Regions from separate parts of the Homo sapiens genome. Here region 2 is linked to region 1. Evidence: chromatin contacts called from ENCODE Hi-C data. All regions are on one chromosome and are shown on one strand. The core of a region is the stretch at or near the end of the contact, and the rest is flanking DNA. Distances in the headings are between cores, read along the strand shown.

The links. Hi-C counts contacts between places; a loop is a spot of excess contacts on that map. Pooled maps may share reads with other maps.
Region 2: a loop to region 1 is called in a pooled map, with 4 times the contacts of the local background. The contact joins the promoter of ACAA2 here to the promoter of HAUS1 in region 1. A Hi-C loop is called at or near these places in 8 of 50 pooled maps.

Annotation. Positions count from the first base shown.
Region 1 is chr18:46,103,096-46,105,795 of GRCh38, reverse strand. HAUS1 (HAUS augmin like complex subunit 1) reads right to left here and starts at 1,411. Exons shown (of 9, transcript NM_138443.4): 1 at 1,355-1,411; 2 at 428-602. The coding sequence starts at 1,384. It also overlaps a transcript of ATP5F1A not described here. RefSeq lists an enhancer at 1,007-1,096 and a silencer at 1,487-1,586.
Region 2 is chr18:49,812,203-49,814,902 of GRCh38, reverse strand. It overlaps ACAA2 (acetyl-CoA acyltransferase 2), which reads left to right and starts at 1,370. Exons shown (of 10, transcript NM_006111.3): 1 at 1,370-1,434. The coding sequence starts at 1,419. SNHG22 (small nucleolar RNA host gene 22) reads right to left here and starts at 880. Exons shown (of 4, transcript NR_117096.1): 1 at 841-880. It also overlaps SCARNA17. RefSeq lists silencers at 858-1,027, 1,270-1,564, 1,458-1,577.

The sequences.
Region 1 (2,700 bases), core at 162-2,661:
CAGCCTGGCCAATATTGTGAAACCCTGTCTTTACTAAAACACAAAAATTAGCCGGGTGTGGTGGTGCAGGCCTGTAGTCCCAGCTACTTGGGAGGCTGAGGCATGAGAATCACTTGAACCCAGGAGATGGAGGTTGCAGTGAGCTGAGATCACACCACTGCACTCCAGCCTGGGCGACAGAGCAAGATTGTCTAAAATATATACACACACACACACACACACACACACACACACACACACACACATACATATACATATATATAAACATAAAACAATAAAGTTACTACTATAACAGAGTGGAAGAAAATCTGGGAAAAATAAAGGAGCAAAACAAGTAGTCTACAGTAAATTAATCCTGTATACTTTAGTGTTATAAAATTTGGTTACCTCTATTTATTCTCGTTCAAAACTCTGGACTTAATCTCACCTTCTGACTCGTATTCACTTGCTTTCTGCTTCAAGTCCTCTATTACCAGGTAGACATCCCTGTCCCGGACCCTGTTGCGTTCTGAAAGGTGATGTAAAATCTCTGTGGTCCGTGGGTTCACCTCATACTGTGGAATAGGATGATCTCCAAATATTTTTTTTAACCACGCAGCAACCTAACCATTAAAAGAAAGACAAATATTATAAGCCTTGTTTACTGTAATGGCTCGATGAGAATATGACAAAGAAGTGATCAAAAGCAAACTAAATGCTTTCTGTGACTATTTTGGAGTCCTACTTCACAACCTCACTTGTCTTTAGGGAGATACTAGATATCAGGAAATAAAAAGTGAGCAAGTACACAAAGAAACGTACAATACTGAAAATTACCAGAGAACAATCCGTTCTTTTCCAAATCTGCAAAAGCGGTACAGGCTAACAATTTGCCTCGCTTGAAAAACCTTAAAGCTTAATAGACCATAATAATGCGAACGCATTATTAGACCGTGCATGGTCTGAAAAAAGCAATTGTCCCTCGATCACCAGAAGCCCCGCCGCGCCGGGAGGCTCCCAGTGTTGGGATGCAGGGCGCGGAAGCAGTTCAGATGTGGAAGCCGCCGGGCTGAGCAGCGAACCGGAAGGCGGGTTTGGCTTCATAAGTCCCACTCCAGAGTCTGTGGACACGGGCTGCTCAACGCCTCTCCCGGGCCAGATCCAAACAAGGGGAGGCCCGGGCAGGAAGGGAAAGGCCTTCAGGAGAGTCTAAGCACGGGGGGCTTGCAGATAGTGACGGCGGCACTAAAAGACGGATGTGTGGAATAGGGGAGAGAAAAGTAGACGTGGCGCGCACAGGAGACCCGCTGTCGGCGCGGGGGTGTCAAAAACGCGTTTTCCAGGAGGCCAACGATCCCCATTCCCGCCCCATCACCTGCGTTTCTCTCTCCTCCTGCGGCTCCATAGCTGCGGCTCCCGCCACTTTACTAGGAACTCCTAGCGGGAGATGCGCCCCGCTCACTCCCTAGGCCCCGCCCACACGCCGTTGGCACCCGCCCCTCGCCGGGCCCGGGATTTCTGGGAGTTGTGGTTTTACCTGAGACTCCTGGCCGTTGAGCCCCTGTGCAAGGCTGGTCGAAGGCTCTGGCATTGCAAGCCTCGCTTCGTTGCCACTTCCCAGCTCTTCCCGCCTTCCGCGGTATAATCAACACTACGAGAGATAGAGCCGCCTAGAACCAGGTTGTTTTTTCTTTCTTTTATTTTTATTTCTTGTTTGAATCACTTGTCGTTAAAAAAAAGTACTTGAAACGTTTGGTTCTTGCTTAGCAAGATGTTTGTGTTTCTTCCACATTGATTGCATCCACTCAGAATTTATATTCTACCCTGGCAATATGAGCTGAGGCAATCTTAACTTGATCCGTTAGTTCCCCCAACCTAAAAACTAGGGACATTTTTTTTTTTTGAGACAGAGTCTCGCTTTGTCGCCCAGGCTGGAGTGCAGTGGCATGATCTCGGCTCACTGCAACCTCTGCCTCCTGGGTTCAAGCGATTCTTCTGTCTCAGCCTCCCAAGTAGCTGGGACTACGGGCAAGCGCCACCACGCCTGGCTAATTTTTGTGTTTTTAGTAGAGACGGGGTTTCACCATATTGGCCAGGCTGGTCTCGAACTCCTAACCTCATGATCCGCCCACCTCGGCCTCCCAAAGTGCTGGGATTACAGGCGTGAGCCAGCGCGCCCAGCTTTTTTTTTTTTTTTTTTTTTTTTGAGATGGAGTCTCTGTTGTTCAGGCTGGAGGGCAGTGGCACGATCTCGGCTCTCGGCTCTCAGCTCACTGCCACCTCTGCTTCCCGGGTTCAAGCGATTCTCCTGCCTCAGCCTTCCGAGTAGCTGGGATTACAGGTGTGCATCACCACGCCCAGCTAATTTTTTGTATCTTAGTAAAGATGGGATCTCATCAGGTTGGCCAGCTTGGTCTCGAACTCCTGACTTCAGGTGATCCGCCCGCCTTGGCCTCCCAAAGTGCTGGGATTACAGGCACTGCGCCCGACCTTTTCTTTTCTTTTTGAGATGGAGTGTTTCTCTGTCGCTTAGGCTGGAGTGCAGAGTGACATGATCTTGGCTCACTGCGACCTCCAACCCCCGTCCCCAGGCTCAAGCAATTCTCCTGTCTCATCCTCTCTAGTAGCTGGGATTACAGGCTTGTGCTAGCATGCAGGGATAATTTTTTTATTTTTAGTAGAACGGGGGGTTTCACCACGTTGATCAGGCTGGTCTCAAAC
Region 2 (2,700 bases), core at 121-2,620, 3.7 Mb before region 1:
GTCTAAGATTTGTACATTTGATTGCGTGGATATTTTGCCTTAAAAAGAACTGTAAATGAATAATGTGTGCTGATGTGTTCATGGGTGTAGAGTACTAAGGTCTGCATTAAAAAGATAAGATGGTTTGATGGAAGAACAGGTGGATAGCAATATAGCAAAATGTTAACAATTGGGTCGATATGTGTCCACTGTACAAGTCTTCCCACTTTTCTGTAAGTTTGTAAGTTTTCATAATACAAATTTGGATTTAAAAACACCCCAACATTGCAAGAGTGTCACCAAAGTGTTTGAAAAGCAGGATTCTAGGGGGGGCATTCGCTGACGACTCAGAGAAACCGTCCATGCCACCCACCACCCCTACGCACTCAAAAGAAGCCCTCGCTAGGCAGCCCGGCCCTCCGAGCCCTGGTATCGAGGGGCTCTCCGCCTCTCCCCTGCCGCGGCCGCCTCCTGCTTGCCCGGCCTCAGTCTGTTCTCAGAACATACTCCATCACCTGGTTCCCAGAACTCAGATTGCGCAGTGGTCTCGTCATCATCGGCCAGGACTCACAGTGCCCGCGGCAGAGGCCTCCCTAGACCTCCCTCCCGTCCAGCCTCACCCGCTGCCTACTCTCCTCACGCCCCTGCTCCAGGTCCCCTGGCCCCATTTCGCTCGCCACGTTTTCATAATCCTCTCAGGCTCCGGGCAAGCGGCGCCGCCCGCAATGGGACCTGATCATATAAGGAAAATACTGCGGGCTCATCCGGGGGCTGCAATGGGGACCCGAAAGCGCCCTAGCCTACTACAATCACCGCACCCCAACTGCCGCCCACCTCTCTGCCCTGCCCCCAGTACAGTACCCAAAACCGGTCCGGGTCCAGCTCGGCGGCCCAAGCCTCTGCCCAGCGGACTGCGCACCCGCCCGCCCCAGCCAATCCCGCCGCCGCCGCCGCGCCCCGCCCACAGGACGTTCGGTCCCGCCCCCAGCTGGCGGCCGCGGCCGCCCGCGCGCCAAGTTCCTCAGCCCTTGGCTCCTGCCCAGTGTTTAGGGTGTTGGCGGAGACAAAGGGGAAGAGTCATCGCCTGTCGGGGCTAGGATATGATGGGTGAGAGGTGTCAAACCAAATTCTCTCGGTTTGGAAACGGAGAAAATCTAAAAATGAGGATGTGAGGAAAGAGTCCGCTCTCAAGGCGCGTTGTGGTCTATCCGAGCCCCGTCCCCTGGGCTCCCTCGGGCTGGGGTGAGGCGGGCAGCGCTACGCGTGGGGTAGGACCATCTTACGCTGGGACCCCGCCAAGGAGCCCCAGGAAGTAGGTGAAAGGGCAGGGGCGTGGCTCTCGGGGCGCCACCCACGCTCTTGAAATCTGGGTGATTGCGAGCGGCCGCTCAGCGTCCCCCACACCACAGACCCGCGCCGCCGACGACCCAGCAGCCGCCATGGCTCTGCTCCGAGGTGAGCGCAGCCCCCTCCTCCTCTCCTCGCCCCTCGGGGTCCTGCCCTCCCCAGGCCAGGCCTCCGCTTCCGGCCGCCGCGGAGAGTCGGGGTCGTGGGGTGAAGTTCACTCAACCTCCTCGGTTTTGGAGCGGACGTGATAAAAACCCAGCCCGAAAGGCTTGTTTGGGTTAAGGAGAAAACCCTTACTTGTAAGGCGCTAGCGACAGCGATTTCGGTGCAATTTCCTGTTTAGTTGAGACCAAAGTTTGCTTGCATGTGACCTTGGAGGTCATTCCTTTCTTCGCCTAACAGTGACCCCACTAGTTCGAGTCCAAGTATTAGAAAAAATGGGGCGGCGCCATAGGCCGCGGGCGCCTGCTGCGGGGCAGCTGCGCACAGGAGCCCGCCGCTCGGCCTCGGTGGTCAGGGCTCCCCGGGTGAATCGATGGAGAGGCCTGCAGAAATGGTAGCTGGTGTTCTGCTGGAAGACCTGCCCTGCTCCCATTTCCCTTCTGTTGCTTTAGATTAGAGCGGTCACTCTATACCTAAGTTCTAGGGTTATGAACTTGTTTAAAACAACTGTGTAATAAACTCCCTTTTCAAAACAAGTGGGCACAGTCAATGGAATCTTACTTTAAGGATGTACGAGTCGAAGAACATTGAGGTGGAATACATATCGAGGCCCTGAGACAGGAAAAAGCTTGGCAGGATCTAAGAACCAAGCATTTTGGTGCTCCAGGGCCCTGTGGGCTCTGTAAGAAGGTGGGGTTTTGTTCCAAATTCAGTGGAAGGCAATACAGGGATTTAAAGCGGGGTAATGACAGGATCTGATTTCCACTCTGTCCGAATTTGGGGCGGTCTGTGTAATGGCGAAGAGACCATTTAAGGATCTATTGTAGAGGTCCAGGGAGCAGCAAATGATGGCTTTGACTCGTGTGGGGCAGTGTAATTGGGGAGAAAAGGGGAGGGATGAGTTGAGATAGATTTGGAGGTGGATTTGATAGAAAGTGGATTGGATGTGGTGGAGTAAATATAAGAAGGAAATGTCGAGAATGATGAAAAGTGTCTGGTTTGATGAACCGTGTTCATGATGATGCCACTTTACAGAGTGAGGAAAATTGGGAAAGGAATAGATGTGGAAAGAAGGATTGAGAATTCAGTTTTAGGCAGAAAACTTTTTGGTGCCTGTGAAGCAGCCAAGTGGAGATGCCAGCTAAGCATTGGTTAGGGGGATCTGAAAGTGAGAAGAACCAAAGTGGCATGGGAACAAATCAAGGGAAAAAT